2 separate regions of the Mus musculus genome follow, and region 1 is linked to region 2. Evidence: chromatin loops called from intact Hi-C (ENCODE). Cell type or tissue: heart. All regions are shown on one strand. Links, peaks and the distances in the headings refer to the core of each region. The heading gives the core; the rest is flanking DNA.

Region 1 (8,326 bases), core at 88-8,087, 190 kb after region 2:
CGCAGGTCCCAGTTAGCTCTACCTACTGAGCCATCCCAAAGGCCCTTATTCGGATTCTAGACCCCTCCCTCGTGAATACTTTATTCATTTTTGCTTTACATGTTGAGTATTTTTCCTTCATATCTGTACTCTACATGCATGTCTGGTGCCCACAGAGGTCAGAAGACGGTGTCAGATCCCCTGGACCAGGAGTTACAGATGGTTGTGAGCCACCACATGGGTTGCTGAGAAGCCAACCCAGGCCCTCTGCAAGAACAGCAAGTGCTTTCAACCACTGCATCTCTCCAGCACTGCACTATGTGTGTAATCCAGGCTCATGTGTTAGAGGACAACCCGAGGGAGTTGGTCGCTCCTGTACCTTTGATAGCATGTATGTAAGTGAACTGTGCCCACACCTGCTGCCTTGCAGAGGTCAGACCCAGAGGGTGTGGATGGTTGTGAGTCACAATGTGGGTGCTGAGGAAAGCTGCAGTGTTGGGTCTTGCCTCCCACTTTGTCTGAGGCAGGATCTCTTCATTATTCAACACTGCATGTGCCAGGCTGGTTGGCCTGAAGGCTTCTGGGCATTCTTGTCTCTACCTACACAGCACTGGGATTACAAGATACTCAGCTGCTGCTGCTTCTGCTGCTCTTCCTCCTCCTCTCATCATCATCATCATCATGGGTATAATGGGTATGTATGTTAGGTTGTTTGTGAAGGTTGCACTAGAACTTTCAGGAGTTGGTTCTCCATTCTACCATGGGAGGGACACAGGGATGGGTTCTTTTGTCTGCCAATTAAAGACTTAAAAGACAGGAGAAGAGCGCCAGGCACACACCTTTAGTCCCAGCACTCAGATGACACAGGCAGACAGATTTCTTTGATTTTGAGGCCACTACATAGGGAGTTCAAGGACAGCTGGGGTCACATAAAGAGACTGTCTCAAAAATATTTTTCATATAATATATATGTATTATATATATATGGAGGGGGAAGACTGTAGAGATGGCTCAGTAGTTAAGAGGATCTGTTACTCTTGCAGAGGCCAAGGGTTCAATTCCCAGCACCCACAAGGAGGCTCACATCCATACTCTTTAGTTCCAGTGGCTCTGACTTCAGCCTCTGATCTCTGCAGGCACCAGGCATGGACACAGAATACTTACACACATGCAGACAGACATTTGCAGACATAAAAAAAAAAAAAAAAAAGGAAAGAAAGAAGTACTACTGGAAATCTTTTTTTGTTTTTTGTTTTGTTTGTTTGTTTGTTTTTGTTTTTCGAGACAGGGTTTCTCTGTATAGCCCTGGCTGTCCTGCAACTCACTTTGTAGACCAGGCTGGCCTCGAACGTAGAAATCTGCCTGTCTCTGCCTCTCAAGTGCTGGGATTAAAGGTGTGAGCCACCACGCCCAGCCACTCCTACTGGAAATCTTGAGAAGTCCTGCCACATGTTAAGGAGAAAATCATGGTCCTCACTTGGGTGTTCCTAGTCTCATTAATAAAATAATGGAAGTGTGGACACGAATGAAAACAGAAGGTCAAAGACTCAAATAAAGCCTTTGGACAGTTTATTCATGATTAAGAGAAAAACCTTAGGGCAGGCAAGCTGAGGCCAGCCTGGTCTACAGAGTGAGTTCCAGGACAGCCAGGGCTACAGAGAAACCCTGTCTCAAAAAAAACAAAAAGAAAAAAAAAAGAAAGAAAGAAAATAACCAAACCCAATGGTAGCTCATAGAAACTACACTCAAGGTAGGAATTGTGGAAAGGAAATGTGTATGAAGGTGAACCTGCACAAACTGGGGCACTGAGGCAGGAGAATCTCTGTGAATTAAAGGTCACCCTGGTCTTCAAAGTGAGTTCCAGGGCAGATAGCTAAGGCTGTTACACAGGGAAACCCTGTCACAAACAAACAAACAAACAAAAAACAGAGGAGAGAGAGAGAGAGAGAGAGAGAGAACCTGCCATCTGCTGACCCTGAGTGGTCTCGCTGCCTTAACACTTAGAGGAATAAGAGGCACGCAAGCATGCAGATCTTTATAGGTTCCAAGGACTGACCTCAGTTCTTCAGCATTGTCCCTGCTGAGCCACCACACCAACCCCACACAATGCTCAGTGTCCTAGTGTCCCATTGCTGTGATTTCTGCCCTGTGCTCCGAATGTCAAAGTGAAGAAATTCAATGAAGCCCGGGTAAACGGCAGGAGTAACTATGACTCTCTTAAGGTAGCCAAATGCCTCGTCATCTAATTAGTGACGCGCATGAATGGATGAGATTCCCACTGTTCCTACATACTATCCAGAGAAAACACAGGCAAGGGAACGGGCTTGGCACACGCCTTTAATTCCAGCACTCGGGAGGCAGAGGCAGGCAGATTTCTGAGTTCGAGGCCAGCCTGGTCTGCAAAGTGAGTTCCAGGACAGCCAGGGCTATACAGAGAAACCCTGTCTTGAAAAGAAAAAAGTGTTTACTTTTAATTTATTTTGAATGGGTGCTCTATCTGTACACCCCAGTGCCAGAAGAAGGCATCGGATCCCATTATAGATGGTTGTGAGCCACCATGTGGTTGTTGGGATTGAATTTAGGACTTCTGGAAGAGGTCTTAACTGCTGAGCCATTTCTCTGCAGCCCCCAAAAGGAAGTGTTTAATTGGCCCTTGCTTACAGTTTCAGAGGCTTAGTCCACTGTCACCGTGGTGGGGAGTATCACACAGCAAGCACTGGTCTAGTTCCTAACCCCTCCAAGAGGGCTTCCCTTCTTCTTCTTCTTTTCTTTTCTTTCTTTTTTTTTTTGGGGGGGGGGGAGCAGGGTTTTTTTGTGTAGCTCTGGCTGTCCTGGAACTCACTCTGCAGACCAGGCTGGCCTGAACTTAGAAATCCACCTTCGTCTGCCTCCCAACTGCTGGAATTAAAGGCATGTGCCACCACTGCCAGGCAAGGGTTTCCCTTGATATTTGCTGTTGTCTAGGGAGTCCTTCGTGCTTCCTTTGGCTCTTTCAGTCTCTTTTACGGTTGTGTTGTTGTGTTTTTTTGTTTGTTTGTCTGTCTGTTTGTTTGTTTTTTTTTTTTTTGGTACATTTTGTTTTTACCCAGATCTCTCTACATGGCCCTGGGTGTCCAAGAGCTCGTGTAGATCAAGCCTGGGTCATTTGTCTTTCTGGTTTTGTTTCGTTTTGTTTTTTGAGACACAGGGTTTCTCTGTGTAGCCCTGGTTGTCCTGGAATTCTCTCTGTAGATCAGGCTGGCCTCCGACTCAGAAGAGATGTGCCTGTCACCACTGTCTGCATCCATTTGTCTTTTATCCTACAGGCTCTTTATGAATCTGTGAAGCAAAATGTTTGCATGCAGTTCCCCTCTGACCTGTCAAACCATGGACTGCATGACTGTGCATTTCCCAATGTGCTGGGCAGCTGTGCTGTCACAGTACCACAGCTACTCATCTGCTCTTTCTCATGCTACCAATTCAGTCAGCTCTATTAAAAACAGGCAAGAAGAGCTGGGCGTGGTGGCGCACGCCTTTAATCCCAGCACTCGGGAGGCAGAGGCAGAGGCAGGCGGATTTCTGAGTTCGAGGCCAGCCTGGTCTACAAAGTGAACTCCAGGACAGCCAGGGCTATACAGAGAAAACCTGTCTCGAACCCCCCCCCCCAAAAAAAAAAAAAAACAGGCAAGAAAAACCCCTGTAGAGATGCCTTTTACTAAATCTAAACCGGCAACACAAGAGGTAGGAGAGGAGAGCTTTCGCGTGACTCACGGCCTGAGCTGGAACAGCCAGTCTGCTTACCTGGCTAGAGAATGTTTATGCCAATCACAGCCTTGTCTCCTCAGTCACAGTAGGCCCTCTGCTGGCCAATCATGGGAAATAGTCCTCCTTTCTAGCCTGAGATGACTACAGGGTCATCTAGAGTTCCAGGTGTGTAGGTTTAAAAATGTCTGGTGTAGCCGGGCAGTGGTGGCTCACACCTTTAATCCATCCCAGCACTTGGGAAGCAGAGGCAAGGGGATTTCTGAGTTTGAGGCCAGCCTGGTCTACAGAGTGAGTTCCAGGACAGCCAGAGCTACACAGAGAAACCCTGTCTCGGAAAAAAAAGAAAAAAAAAGTCTGGTGTGAACTGTTTCAAACAGCTCTCTGATTGAGGCTGTGCCTTTAGGAGAGGGATAATCAACTCTGTTCACTGCGTTGTTTTCTCAGGTGTCTAAGGAGTGTTCAGAATGGTGGCAGATGGGTAGTCTGGCTGGCTGGCTGACTAAAAAAAAAGCCAGGGCAGCAAAGGGTGAGGCCAAAAGCTGTCAATTAGGAAGCCACATTCACCATCCCTCAGCCTGTACTTATTTGCACAAACTGGGACAATAAAGTACTTGCCATCAGCATCTAACGAGCTTATCATTAACATTCAATTGTCATCTTAACAGAAATGTTTTCATTTTTTAAAATTTATTTTTATTTTCTATGGACGTGTTTTGCTTTCCTGCCTGTGTACCACGTGTGTGCCTGGTGCCCTCAGAGACCAGAAGATATTAAACCTCCTGGAACTGGTTGTGAGCCTTCATGTGGTGCTGGGAATTGAACCTAGGACTTCTGCAAGAAAAGCTAGTGCTCTTAATTGTTGAGCCATCTCTCCAGTCCTCCATTTTAACAGATTTTTTTTTTTTTGAGACAGTGTCTCACTTCTACGTAGCCATGGCTGGCCTGAAACTATGTTGACCAGGCTGACTTCAAAACTTACAAAGTCTATGCCTGTGAGTGCTAGGATGAAAGGTATGTGACCACACCCTGTCATTTTAACAATACTTAGCCCTGCCCAGTTGCCTAAGAAAGGTAAATCCCCCTATCTGTCCGAAGATGGCAAATGTAGCCCGGTCTGCTTTACATAGTTGGTATGGCGACCCCAGTTTTACAAATGAGGTTATAGGCTTCAGTGGGGCAACCTAGTTCAGAAGCATGTAAGTCTAGGTACCAGGATTAGGGGTTTAAGTCATTTCTGATTCTAGCTAGCCATAGGCACTCTGGGGTCACACACACAATATACTGACTCTTTCTAGAAAGGGTTCAGATTTGGACCCATCTCGCTTCATCAGAAATCCGGAGACCGCCCAACAGCTGCAGACTTGAAGCCTCCGGTTCACTACTATCCACTCAAGCACCTCTGGGTGCTTCCCTTTCCTACATACTATGTCTGGCTGGATGTGTCTGTCTTACAACCAAGAAAACACGAGGTCCCTTCTCTAGTGGGATTGGGTGAGAATGTCTGGATGTCCTGATGTCAGAGGCTTATGTTCCAAACACAAGAGAGGTGCAGGGCTATAGAAAGGTTCCTAAAAATTTGTCGGATTCAGTCATTACTAGCTGAATTACTTATGTATGTATTTTGTGCTGGGAATGGAACCTAGGCACGGTAGGCAAGTCTCTGCCACTAAGCTATGTTCCCAGGACATCCAGTGAAATTTGCATTTAAGATACAAACATACTACATACTACGTCCAAGTAATGTTTGTGTGATACTTAGCTTAAGACTGATCGAGCCGGGCATAGTGGCGCATGCCTTTAATCCCAGCACTTGGGAGGCAGAGGCAGGCGAATTTCTGAGTTCGAGGCCAGCCTGGTGTACAGAGTGAGTTCCAGGACAGCCAGGGCTACACAGAGAAACCCTGTCTCGAAAAACAAACCACAGTTCGTGTTTTATCGGAAATGATGCTGGAAACCCTGTAGCTCCTCCGGCGTTTCCAGAGCTTGCGTCGGCGAAGGCGGAGAGACTCCGCATTTAAATGACTGGAAAGGCTTGAGCAGCAGTCATGAGCGAATGGCAGCTCTGTACAACACCAGGCCCGGGCGGAAGTCGCAGTGCGCACTTCCGCCAGGCGGGCGGTTGCCTGAGGGCAGTGACGTCGACGGAAGGGGCGGGTCCGCCGGGAGCCAGGCCGCGCTGTGCCGCGCCGGCCAGGAGGGGGCCGGAGCCCGGCCATGGCGGCGGCGGCGGGCGCCGAGGGGCGGCGCGCGGCTCTGGAGGCGGTGGCAGCGCCGGAGCGGGGCGGCGGGAGCTGCGTGCTGTGCTGCGGTGACCTGGAGGCTACGGCGCTGGGCCGCTGCGATCACCCGGTGTGCTACCGGTGCTCTACCAAGATGCGGGTGCTGTGCGAGCAGCGCTACTGCGCCGTGTGCCGCGAGGAGCTGCGCCAGGTGCGCCAGCGGGGCGCGCGACGGGGCGCGGGGAGGGCGGACTCCTGATGGCTTTGCCTGCTCGGTGTCCGGCCGCGGCCTGGCCTCACCCGCTCCCTCCGGAGGCCGGGTGGTCGGTCGGGGCGCCATGCGATCACCGGGCCTCCTGGGGCTGGGAGAAGCCAGAGGCGGCCGGGCTGGGGAAGGAGGAGCGATGTCTGTGGGAACTCTAAGCCTGGGGACTTTTCCCTATGACCTGGCTGCGGGAAGGGCAAGGTCAGGTCGAGAGCCCTCCTGTCTGTGAATCTTAATTTTTTCGGGATCGTCACTGAGGAGGAGCAGACAGCCAGGGGGAACCTCCAGACACTGTCTATTCTGGAAGCTGACTGCTCTGGAAAAAAAGGGTTAAACTGGACATTTCCAGACTAGTTGGGCTTCTGGGCCCCACCGGTGATCCTTAGCTCCTGAGACAGCGTTTCCATTTGTAGAGTGGAGGTGATACCAGGACCTGATTCCTAGGTGCTTGGTGGTCCACAATTTTAGGAAGTTTTCCTCCTCGTTACTAGTTCTAGCTTTGAGGCTTCCTTCCAGAGTGGTGGGAAGAGGATGTTTCTGGCTGTCTAGACTTGGAAATCCCGAAGGGGGTCAGAGGACTCCAGCAATGCCAGCCTTTGATGGGGAGTATCCAGCTGAACCTCCCTTGGTTTGCTGCCCGTAGAGATCTGTTTGCTTCCAGAATTGTGAAATTACCTTGGTTGGTTCGTGGAAGGTTTTGGCTAGTGGCTTCTGCCAGGGAATCACCCTTTCCTGTTCTTAGAAGTGATGCAGAGATAGAAATGATGCCAAAATTTTGAGTTTTTTTTTTTTTTTTTCTTTTCTTTCTGACCTTTTTCTTTCTCGTTGAGATAGGGTCTCACTATGTAGTCCTGGCTGGCCTGGAACTTGTTATGTAGAACCAGTATCTGCCTCCTGATTTCTGAGATTAAAGGCAGTGCACCACCATATCCCGTATTTGAGACAGGGCCTGTAGCTCTGGCAGTCCTGGAACTCATTCTCTAGACCAGACTGGCCTTGAAGTCACACAGATCCACCTGCCTCTACCTCCTGAGGGCTAGGTCATTCTCCACCATACCCAGCACACCCAGCTTTTCTTTCTTGATATTTATGTCAAAAGACTCAGCTGGAATCTGGAACATTCCCTAAGCATCTATGTCATACTGGGGAAGAGGGACTAGAAGACCCCAGACATAGTGTGGTGGAAGGAGCCTTACCCTACTGGATGAGATCTGGGGTTTAGAAACATCTCTGGAAGCTTTTGGCTGGTGTCCTACTCAGGGTCTTGCTGGGGCTTTGCTGGCCAGTCGTGCACACGCTGATGGGAAGGTCTGACACGGGTTTTGAGCACACATACCTGTAGCTTCCTTCTAGGAAGGGAGACATTTTGTAGGTCCTTATGTACGTCGTCCTGGCCTGGGCTCTGGGTCTCACTCAGGAAGTGAGTGAACATACATACATATGTCAGCTGTAGCCAGTGTCTGCCCTCCCTCAGTCTTCCTGAGCCTCACACCTCTAAGAGCTCTGTGGCAGGGGCTTTTGACATGAGCTGTTAGCTTGCCCTGGCTGGGATGTGGTTTGACACTCTGTGCCCCTGGCTAAGCCTGGGCGTCCTCTTAGACTTGTACCACCATGCTGGGCAGCAGGAGCTCTTTGGGAAGTGGGGTGAGATGGTAGCTGTCCAGCTCAGCCTCACCGTTTATCCTGATTCCCTCCACTTGTAACCTAGCGCCTTCACCCTTGTCCCTTACTGAGTCTTGTATTACCCTTTGAATATGTCCTGAATTCCAGAATTCCACAATGACTTAGTCCCTTCATGTGACTAAAAATTAGGAGGGATGTTTGTTAAGATGTTATATAAAGCTGGATGGGGGTGGCACACACCTTTAATCCCAGCATTCTGTAGCACAAGCAGGCAGATCTCTGAGTTCATGGCCAAGCCTGGTCTACAGAATGAGTTTGGACAGAAACTGCCTTAAACAAAACAAATGTGTTGAAGGGCCAGTTTCCTTTGCTGTGACACCTTGTATAGGCTTCGGGTAGGGGGCGGTCTGGGTGTAGTACAGAGACGGTATACAAGTTTGAAACTGCTGGTCTGGTGAAGAGCCAGGGCAATTGGACTCTTCAGTGTGCAGCTTAG
Region 2 (8,326 bases), core at 66-8,065:
AACCTCTGACCTCCTCAACAGTCCCAAGTCCTCTAGGTCTAGTCTCTCTAAAGGAGCAAAGACTCCCAGTCCAGTCTGGCTTAGTGAGTGAGCTTTCTGACAACAAACTGGGCATGGAAAGAGTCCCAGCGTAGAGTAGCCAAAAAGTCTAGGTTGGCCAGGAGGGGCCTGCATAGTCCGGTCAGGTCCAACTGGCCTGACATGCTAACCTGAGAGTCTCACTTGGACCCGGGTATTGTTCAGATACATCCTCTTGGCGTCACTATACCAGGCAGTCCTGATTGCCCAATGCAGCCTCAAGGGCCAAGTCTAACCCAGCACACTGTCATTGAAGGCCAAGCAGACGACAGCTTTCTGATGGCCACCATACTCTCTCTTGATTTCTCCAGTCTCTACACACCAGAGCCGGGCTAGGTTGTCAGAAGAAGCTGTAAGGAGAGATCAGGCAGAAGAGAGCTAAGCAGCTGTGAATGGCCTCTCTAGTGGACTTGGCAATATGGGGATAAGGAGGGCAGGGCTCACCTGTGACAATGTACTGGGAATCCCCTGAGAAGGCACAGCCCCACATCCAGCCACGGGATGACTCTCCAGGGTTACTACTCTTGATGCTAAGCTCTGTCATCAGGGAGAAGTTGGATGTCCTCCAGATTTTACATGTCTGGTCAGCTGAACAGGTGGCAAGAAGCCTGGGGTTGAACATGGGGTGTCTCAGTAGCTACTACTACCTCATATCTACTTACCACACACCAGGTCATGCCCACAGCTTGTAGATTCCCCTTTCCCCCAGGACCGTACACGCACGTGGAATCAGGGCTGAAGCGGCATTGCAGGGCATAGCGTGTATGGGCTGGGATCTTGGTCTTAGGGATGAGCTGAGTCACATCGTCACCAATGCCCCCTGTCAGGTTCCAGACATAGCAGTTTCCCTATAAGATAGGAGGGCAGTCATTCAAAACCCAGACCCTCAGATATGGATTGGGGACACCTGGGCCAAGGCCTGAAGGCCAATGACATCCTGGGTCATGTCTATAGGAAATTTAGCCCCAACAAGGAATCGAGCCCAGCCAGCCAAAAGCAGGAGGTCACACTAGCCAAGTCAAACACAGCTCCCCAGAGGCTGCTGCTGGCCAACAGAGATGTGCAGGAGGGGAGGCAGTAACGAGGACACAGAGATAGATAATGTGACAACCCAAGGATGGGAGGAGGGAGTGCAGATACGTGGGACAAATGATGTTCTGGGATTTAAAAGGAAAATAGGAGACTAGAGATGAGAGCAGGGCCCAAACTAAAGCATCCACAGTCCATGAGGAGTTGCTTCTTAAGGTCTCAGAACAGTGCAGCTTGCCAGGAAGACTAAAGGATACTTGCATGGTTGAAGGGGGGCAGAACAGGCATCCCAGGAAGGCCACAGAGAAACTTATTAGTGTCAAGGATGAGCAAAGCCATGGACTGGAACACGAAAGGAGAAATAACTGGCCCTGATGGGTGGGGCTATGGCAGACCGCAAGGTGGACATGAGGAGTGGTACCCAGGTGCCTGACTTTGGGAGCTGGGTGGAAGCTCAGGGAGGCCTGAGAGAGAACCAGGGAGTCAACTCAAGTGCAGAAGATAAGGGGCTAGGTGCCAAGATGCCCCCGGAGCCACTCCCAGCACTCACGGCACTATTGACGGCTGCCATGTAGCTAGCATCTGGGTCGATGTGAGCAGACGTGATGGAAGACTCAGGCTCGGGAATCAGCTGCTCATTGTGGTCTGTCTTCAGGTCCCAGATGTGGATAGCACCGCTCTGATCACCCACAATGAGTTCTGCCTAGGATGTAGGGGAGGGAGGTGAAATGTAGCAATACTCTTGTCCTCTAAAGTCCCCACCCCACCCCTGACACCTGGCCCCATGAGCATTCCTCACCTGGTTGGGATGCAGACACACGCAATTAATGGGTGCGTTCACCTGGAAGATACGCTGACACTGCAAGTTCCGGGACCTGTGGGGAGTTAAGGTTACACATGGCTTCTAATGGATTTGATCCATGCCTCTACCAAAAGCCCCCATTCTCTGCTCAAAGGAGTTGCTTCTACCTTAGGAGAAATGGTTGTGAAGTTTAGCTCTTTCTCCACAAGCTTGAGGTCAGTGAAAAGGGAAGGAAAGTCTGGCCCCCTAGCCTCAAGGCAAGGCTAGCTCTCTGATGTAATTCTATTCTGCTTTCTACCTTCCCTCCATCGCCCGCTCAACCCCTCTTGCACTAAGACTAACTGATTGCAGAATAGCCTGCCCACAGACAATCCCCTGGCCTGCCCACTCCCCGGGCAGCCGTCCTCTTCAGCCCAACACACAACACCACCTGAGGTCCCAGATGCGAGCTGTGCAGTCCTCGCCACCTGTATACATCCAGCGACCATCCTCGTGAAAGCCCACTGATGCAATGTTCTTACTGACTCCGTCATAACTGATGATGGGGTTGGGGTTATTGGAGTTGAGATCATACATGCGGATATGTTGGTAACCTAGGGACACAGGGGGAATTGAAGCATGGGTGTGCCAGGTAGAACTACGGCCAGTAAAGGGTCAGAGGTCGAGAATCTCAGGTACCTGCAGCAGCAATCATGCTTCGGTCCGGAGTAATCTCCAATGCATTTACCTGCTGAGCATGTTAAGGATAACAGGAAGAGAACCCAGAGAGGGAAACCTTGGGGCTACAAGGCCATCAAGACCTCCACCACCTGGCCTGAGTTTCCCCAAACACATATCATTCATACTTAATTCTGGCCAGCACCATCCTGCTGCCAAGAGGAGGATACAGAGTCCTGATGCTGCACTGTTCGAGTGCAGATTCCACTGTGAGCCTGCCAAAAGCGCACCGTGTGGTCATAGCCTGCAGTTGCTAAGATGACAGGGTCACTGCCCACTGTGCCTGGGGTGGTATTCATTGTTTGATGGCTGGAGAAAAAAAATGAGACCTGCACTGGGCCAAGAGGTGATAAGTAAGGTCCAAAGGTCAAAACGTTTGGAGAGAAAAGATGTACGCATAACAATCTGCACACTACAGTGTACCGGTATTAACTTCACTTTAAAACTAAGAAAAATAAGAGTGTTCAGGGTCACGCTGACAGTCTCAAAAAAAAAGACTCCGGCTACTTTGCTCCCGGGAGAGTGTTCCTTCAGCTTCACCCTCACGCTTGGAGACGCCACCTCGCCAGCAGCCAGCAGGAGGCAGTCACACGCAGAAGGCCATCGCCCGGGCGCCGTCTCTCGCAAGGGTAGGCAACGCATGCGCATGGCGACTAAGGAAAAGCCCGGCACTGCTGCTGCTGAGCATGCGTAGTTGACCGGCACTGGGATCGGATGGGTGGGGGCGCTATCTGGCAGGACCCCCGCGCTCCCCAGTGCTCTGCACACCGCCCTGGCTCTGTGTTACCGGCCCGATTACCCCGACCGCACTCTCCTAGCCACCCAGTGGTCGGTAGCAGCCCTCATCCCGTGTCCCCCGTACCTTAACACACGCTCTGCACTCTGCCTTAGTCCAGGACGGCGAGGCGAGGAGGAGCTAGTCGATAGAAGCCGGGCCGAGCGTAGAGCTATCGATAGTAACTCCGGGCGAGACCATGGGTCCGGGGAGTGGGGGAGTTGAAAGGGATACCAGAGTTCTGAGACGAAGAACTCCAGAAGTGATCGTGCTCAGAATGGCCATCAGCCGCGACGCCACCCTTCAACTCACTGGGAACTACAGCCATGGTACTGCTGCCTATTTTCCAGACTTGGCTCCCAGAAGGAATTACACTGTCGTCGTCCCTCCACCCCCCGCAGACATACACAATCACCTACCCTACCAACCAAGCTAGAATTTCTAGGTAATGCAAAATTTTCAGATAAAAATCATTTTTTCTTTTCTTTTTTCCTTCCTTCCTAGCTTTTCTCTCTTTCCTTCTTTCTTTCTTTCTTTCTTTCTTTCTTTCTTTCTTTCTTAATTTCTTAATTTCTTAATTTCTCTCTCTCTCTTTTTCTTTTAGTATAGGCATATCTCAAACACTGTACTAAAAGAATTACTTTCTTACAAGAAGTTTGAATGCAACTGGGCAGTCTGTTACTTCTATTTGCTTTATCTGGTAGCCATAGTCTAGACCCTTTCAGCCTGATCCTGAGGGCACATAAGCTAGCCCAGAAACTCGTTTAAAACTGCAGACTCTCATGCCTCCATTTTTTAAAATTTTTAATAATACTTTTTATTTAACCCAATATATAAAAATATTCTTTTAACACATTCAACATAAATATTTTGTGCTTTTTTATTTTAAACTGAAATATAGTGTGCATCATGTTCTTGTGAATAGTTTCAATTTAGACTAGATAGATACATTACAAGCACTCAACAGCTTTATGTGTCTACTAAATAACATTGAACAGATAGGTGTAGAACATCTGATTCAAGAACAGCAAATTAGCCGGGTGGTGGTGGCGGCGCAGCCTTTAATCCCAGCACTTGGGAGGCAGAGGCATATAGGAGAGAATAATATTTATATTCCTAGCTGGGGAAAGCCTAGCTGGAATATAAATATTATTCTCTCCTATATTACATCCCAACTGCAGTTTCCTCTTCCTCCCCTCCCCCAAGCCTCTCCTCTCCTCTCTCCTCTCTCCCAGATTCACCCCACCACCACCACCACCAAGTACTTCCCCTCAGGAAAGAGCAGGCCTCCCAGGGACATCAACCAAACACACACAAGCTACAATAAAACCAGGCACATACTATCACTTTAAAGCTGAAAGAGGCAACCCAGCAAGAGGAGAAGGATCTCAGGCAGCAGAGTCAGGGACAGCCCAGCCCTGTTAGGATTCCAGAACACCAAGCTTATATGCAGAGGACCTAGGTCAGAGCCTTAGCAGCTCTCTGACTCTGCAAGACCCCAGGAGGTCCACCGGCCCCTCTGTGTTCTTGTGGTGTTCCTGACCCCTCTAGTTCTTCTAATCCCCCCCCCCTCCTCTGCAGGACTCCAAACTCCGCCTAGTATTTGGTTGTGGCACTCTGCATCTGTCCCCATCAGTGGCTAGGTGAAGTCTCTCTGGTCTCTTGGTGACAATTCTGCTATCATGCCTCCATTTTTATTACCCAGCTCTACAAAGTTGTCCTTGCTTTCTCATGATCTCTTCCCACTGCACCAGTAGATGGGGCTGCAACCCCCTTTCCCTCTAGCCACAGAGAGGGTAAGTCCAGCTCCTTAGCCAAGGCCGGTTCCCCTGTCTACACACCCAGGTTCCTGGTCATAGACACCCTCTTCCTATATCTCTCCCCAGTCCCTGTTTTACCTCCTTAGCATATTTTTAATATGGATTTTTGGTTTGGTTGCTCTGTAGACCAGGCTAACCTCGAACTCAAGAGAACTGCCAGCCTCTACCTCCCAAGTGCTTGGATTAAATGCATGGGCACAGACTCCCTCCTAGGTGTGTTTTGTATGTTTGTTTGTTTGTTTGTTTGTTTTTCTTTTTTTTTTCGAGACAGGGTTTCTCTGTATAGCCCTGGCTGTTCTGGAACTCACTTTGTAGACCAGGCTGGCCTTGAACTCAGAAATCCGCCTGCCTCTGCCTCCTGAATGCTGGGATTTAAGGCGTGCGCCACCACGCCCGGCTGTTTGTTTTTCAATCGGGATTTCTTTGATAACGTATAGTAACTTCAAATTTACAATGTAGCCAAGAATGACCTTGAACTTCAGGTCCCCTCTCCATCTCCTGAGTACTGAGATTACAGGTGGCTGTGTCACCACACCCAGTTTTATACAGTATTGGGGATCTAACACAGGGCTTTGCACATCAAATACTAGGCAAAAATAACTTCTGTTTCAATGCTAGCTCCAGCTTCCCTCATAGCATGGGCGCGTGCGTGCGCGCGCGCGCGCGCGCACACACACACACACACACACACACACACACACAATTCCAATACTCTCCTTACAGCTAAAATTCTCTCTCCTTCAAAAGGCCTCCCTTCCCATCTCCCCCTCAGCTCTCTGGGAAAATTCCTCAAGGCCACTGCCTTTGTCACACTTGGTTGATACATTCTTTCCACCTCTTGACCCTTGTGTACTGTGGTTTACAGAAAAATCTCATCTCACCCTTGTGCCTGAGCACCAGCACTGGATCTACTGTAGTAGTCTCTCTTCTTGGCCCCATCCCGCTCTGGACATGCTACCACTTTTTTTCTTGACCTTGCCCTAGGCTCTGTGGCTTCCCATGCCATCTTTATCCTGGTGTCTGGCCACGATCTCCAGCTCCCAGACTCTTGAAAGCACATCTGATTTTCTGTTACATATTGGAGATTTAACTCAGTACTTGCCTAGCAAGCACAAGGCCCTGGGGTGGGGGGCGGCACATATGGCACATAAATGCCAAAAAGAGGACACCATCTTCATTCAATGCCTAACCCAGTAGCCCCTCTATGAACAGTGTCCAACAATAGGTTATAGCTAGCTATCTTCCAGTATGTCCCTTATCTTTGCCCTTCTCAGCCACCAATTTCACCACCCACTCTTCACATAGTTTTTTAGTTGGTTTTTGTTTTTTTAAGGCAGGGTTTCTTTGTGTAACCCTGGCTGTTCTGGACTTGATTTGTAGACCAGGCCTCAAACTCAGAGATCTGCCTGCCTCTGCCTCCGGAGTCCTGGGATTAACACCATGCCCCATCATGCTTGACTTCCTCACAAGTTTTTTTTTTAATATTTATTTATTTTATGTATATGAGTACATTGTAGCTTCATGGTTGTGAGCCTTCATGTGGTTGAGAATTGAATTTTAGAACCTCTGCTCACTCAGTCTCTGCCCAAAGATTTATTTATTATTATACACAAGTACACTGTAGCTGTCTTCAGACAGACCAGAAGAGAGCGTCAGATCTCACTACAGGTGGTTTCTGGGATTTGAACTCAGGACCTTCAGAAGAGCAGTCAGTGCTCTTACCCGCTGAGCCATCTCGCCAGCCCTCCTCATGACTTTTTAAGTCGTGCTCTAGTCCCCATTTAACAGTCAACCCACTAACCAGGCTTGGTGGCACACGCCTTTAATCCTAACACTTGGGAGGCAGAGGCAGGCAGATTTCTGAGTTCGAGGCCAGCCTGGTCTACAGAGTGAGTTCCAGGACAACCAGGGCTACACAGAGAAACCCTGTCTCAAAACAGTCAACCCACTTACCACACCCCCTTCTTCTCCTCTTCTCTGTAACTTCATCTAGACTGGTTAGAACTTGCTCCATGACCAAAGATAGCCTTGACCCTTTCCTCTACCACTCAAGTGCTGGAATCACAGATGCCTTGTCCAGTCGTTTACAAACTGAAATCTGGCCTTACCAACCAACAAGAGTCTTCAGGGGTCCCAGAAACCTGGGTGTGGCCCCTACCTCTGCCTGAGTGCCACCCCCTCCCCTGTCTCCAGGCCACTAGCTCAGCAGAGGTTTCTCACCTCACCACACCCATTCTTTTTTTGTTGTTTTTTGTTTGTTTGTTTGTTTGTTTTCGAGTCAGGGTTTCTCTGTGTAGCCCTGGCTGTCCTGGAACTCATTCTGTAGACCAGGCTGGCCTTGAACTCAGAAATCCACCTGCCTCTGCCTCCCGAGTGCTGGAATTAAAGGCGTGCGCCACCACTGCCTGGCACCACAGCCATTCTTAGATCTAAGCCTGTGCTTAGAGTTTTCTTCCTCCACCTCTTCTAGCCAGCTCTTGGCTTTTAGCTTATTCCCTTTGATTTCATGAGCTTGCTCTTTGTGGGACTCTGCACTGTTTCAGATGAAATCACACAGCATAAGCTTACCCCTTTATTAAAGGTTTGTTTTTATTTATAGGTATGTGTGTCCGTCCATATTAGCATGCATACATGCATGCAGGTACCCCTTGAGTTAGGGGTTACAGATGCTTCTGAGCTGCCTGAGATGGGTACTGGGAACTGAACTCAGGTCCTCTACAAAACCAGCCATTGCACGTAACTGATAAGCCATCTCTTCAGTCCTCAAATTGGCCATTTAAATTGAATAGGTTAGGCCAGGGATGCAAATCTGTGGGTCATAACCTGCCTGACACATTCTAGGCCAGCTCAGAAGTACAAATAAAAACCAAGTGAACAATTTAGTCAACATGTCACATTTGTAATGCTGGCACTAGGGAAGCTGAATCATGAGAATCATGAGTTCAAGGCCAGCATTACTGGGATACATCATAAGATTCAGCATTTTAAAACAAATCAATTCACCGGCAAACCAACACAGCTACCAGATGTGTCCGCCTTCCCCAAGGGACCAGGCAGCTACTCCTCATTCTCCCAGCCCAGATCATAGGAACCATTAATCTTCCC

Evidence for each region. A loop is a pair of places that touch in the nucleus more often than their neighbours do. Peaks named below come from ENCODE experiments on the same cell type or tissue, not always from the same donor. Only the 100,000 strongest peaks of a DNase experiment are listed, where the experiment ranks them.
Region 1: a loop joins it to region 2, with 2.5 times the contacts of the local background. A loop is called at or near these places in 7 of 42 quality-filtered maps.

The regions. Positions count from the first base shown.
Region 1 is chr17:24,663,821-24,672,146 of GRCm38, forward strand. Zfp598 (zinc finger protein 598) reads left to right here and starts at 5,867. Exons shown (of 12, transcript NM_183149.2): 1 at 5,867-6,153. The coding sequence starts at 5,938. In heart, for the core only: CTCF peaks have their summits at 3,829 (motif pointing left), 5,877 (motif pointing right) and 6,076; DNase peaks (open chromatin) are centred at 3,811, 5,851 and 7,731; H3K4me3 peaks cover 3,017 bases; H3K27ac peaks cover 2,438 bases; H3K27me3 peaks cover 765 bases.
Region 2 is chr17:24,475,524-24,483,849 of GRCm38, forward strand. It overlaps Mlst8 (MTOR associated protein, LST8 homolog (S. cerevisiae)), which reads right to left and starts at 3,555. Exons shown (of 9, transcript NM_001252464.1): 1 at 3,489-3,555; 2 at 2,797-2,935; 3 at 2,588-2,639; 4 at 2,340-2,502; 5 at 1,907-1,982; 6 at 1,658-1,810; 7 at 802-926; 8 at 523-686; 9 at 1-428. The coding sequence starts at 2,925. The coding sequence ends at 310. In heart, for the core only: CTCF peaks have their summits at 3,197 (motif pointing right) and 3,403; DNase peaks (open chromatin) are centred at 1,048, 2,421, 2,838, 3,298 and 1 weaker place; H3K4me3 peaks cover 2,018 bases; H3K27ac peaks cover 1,982 bases.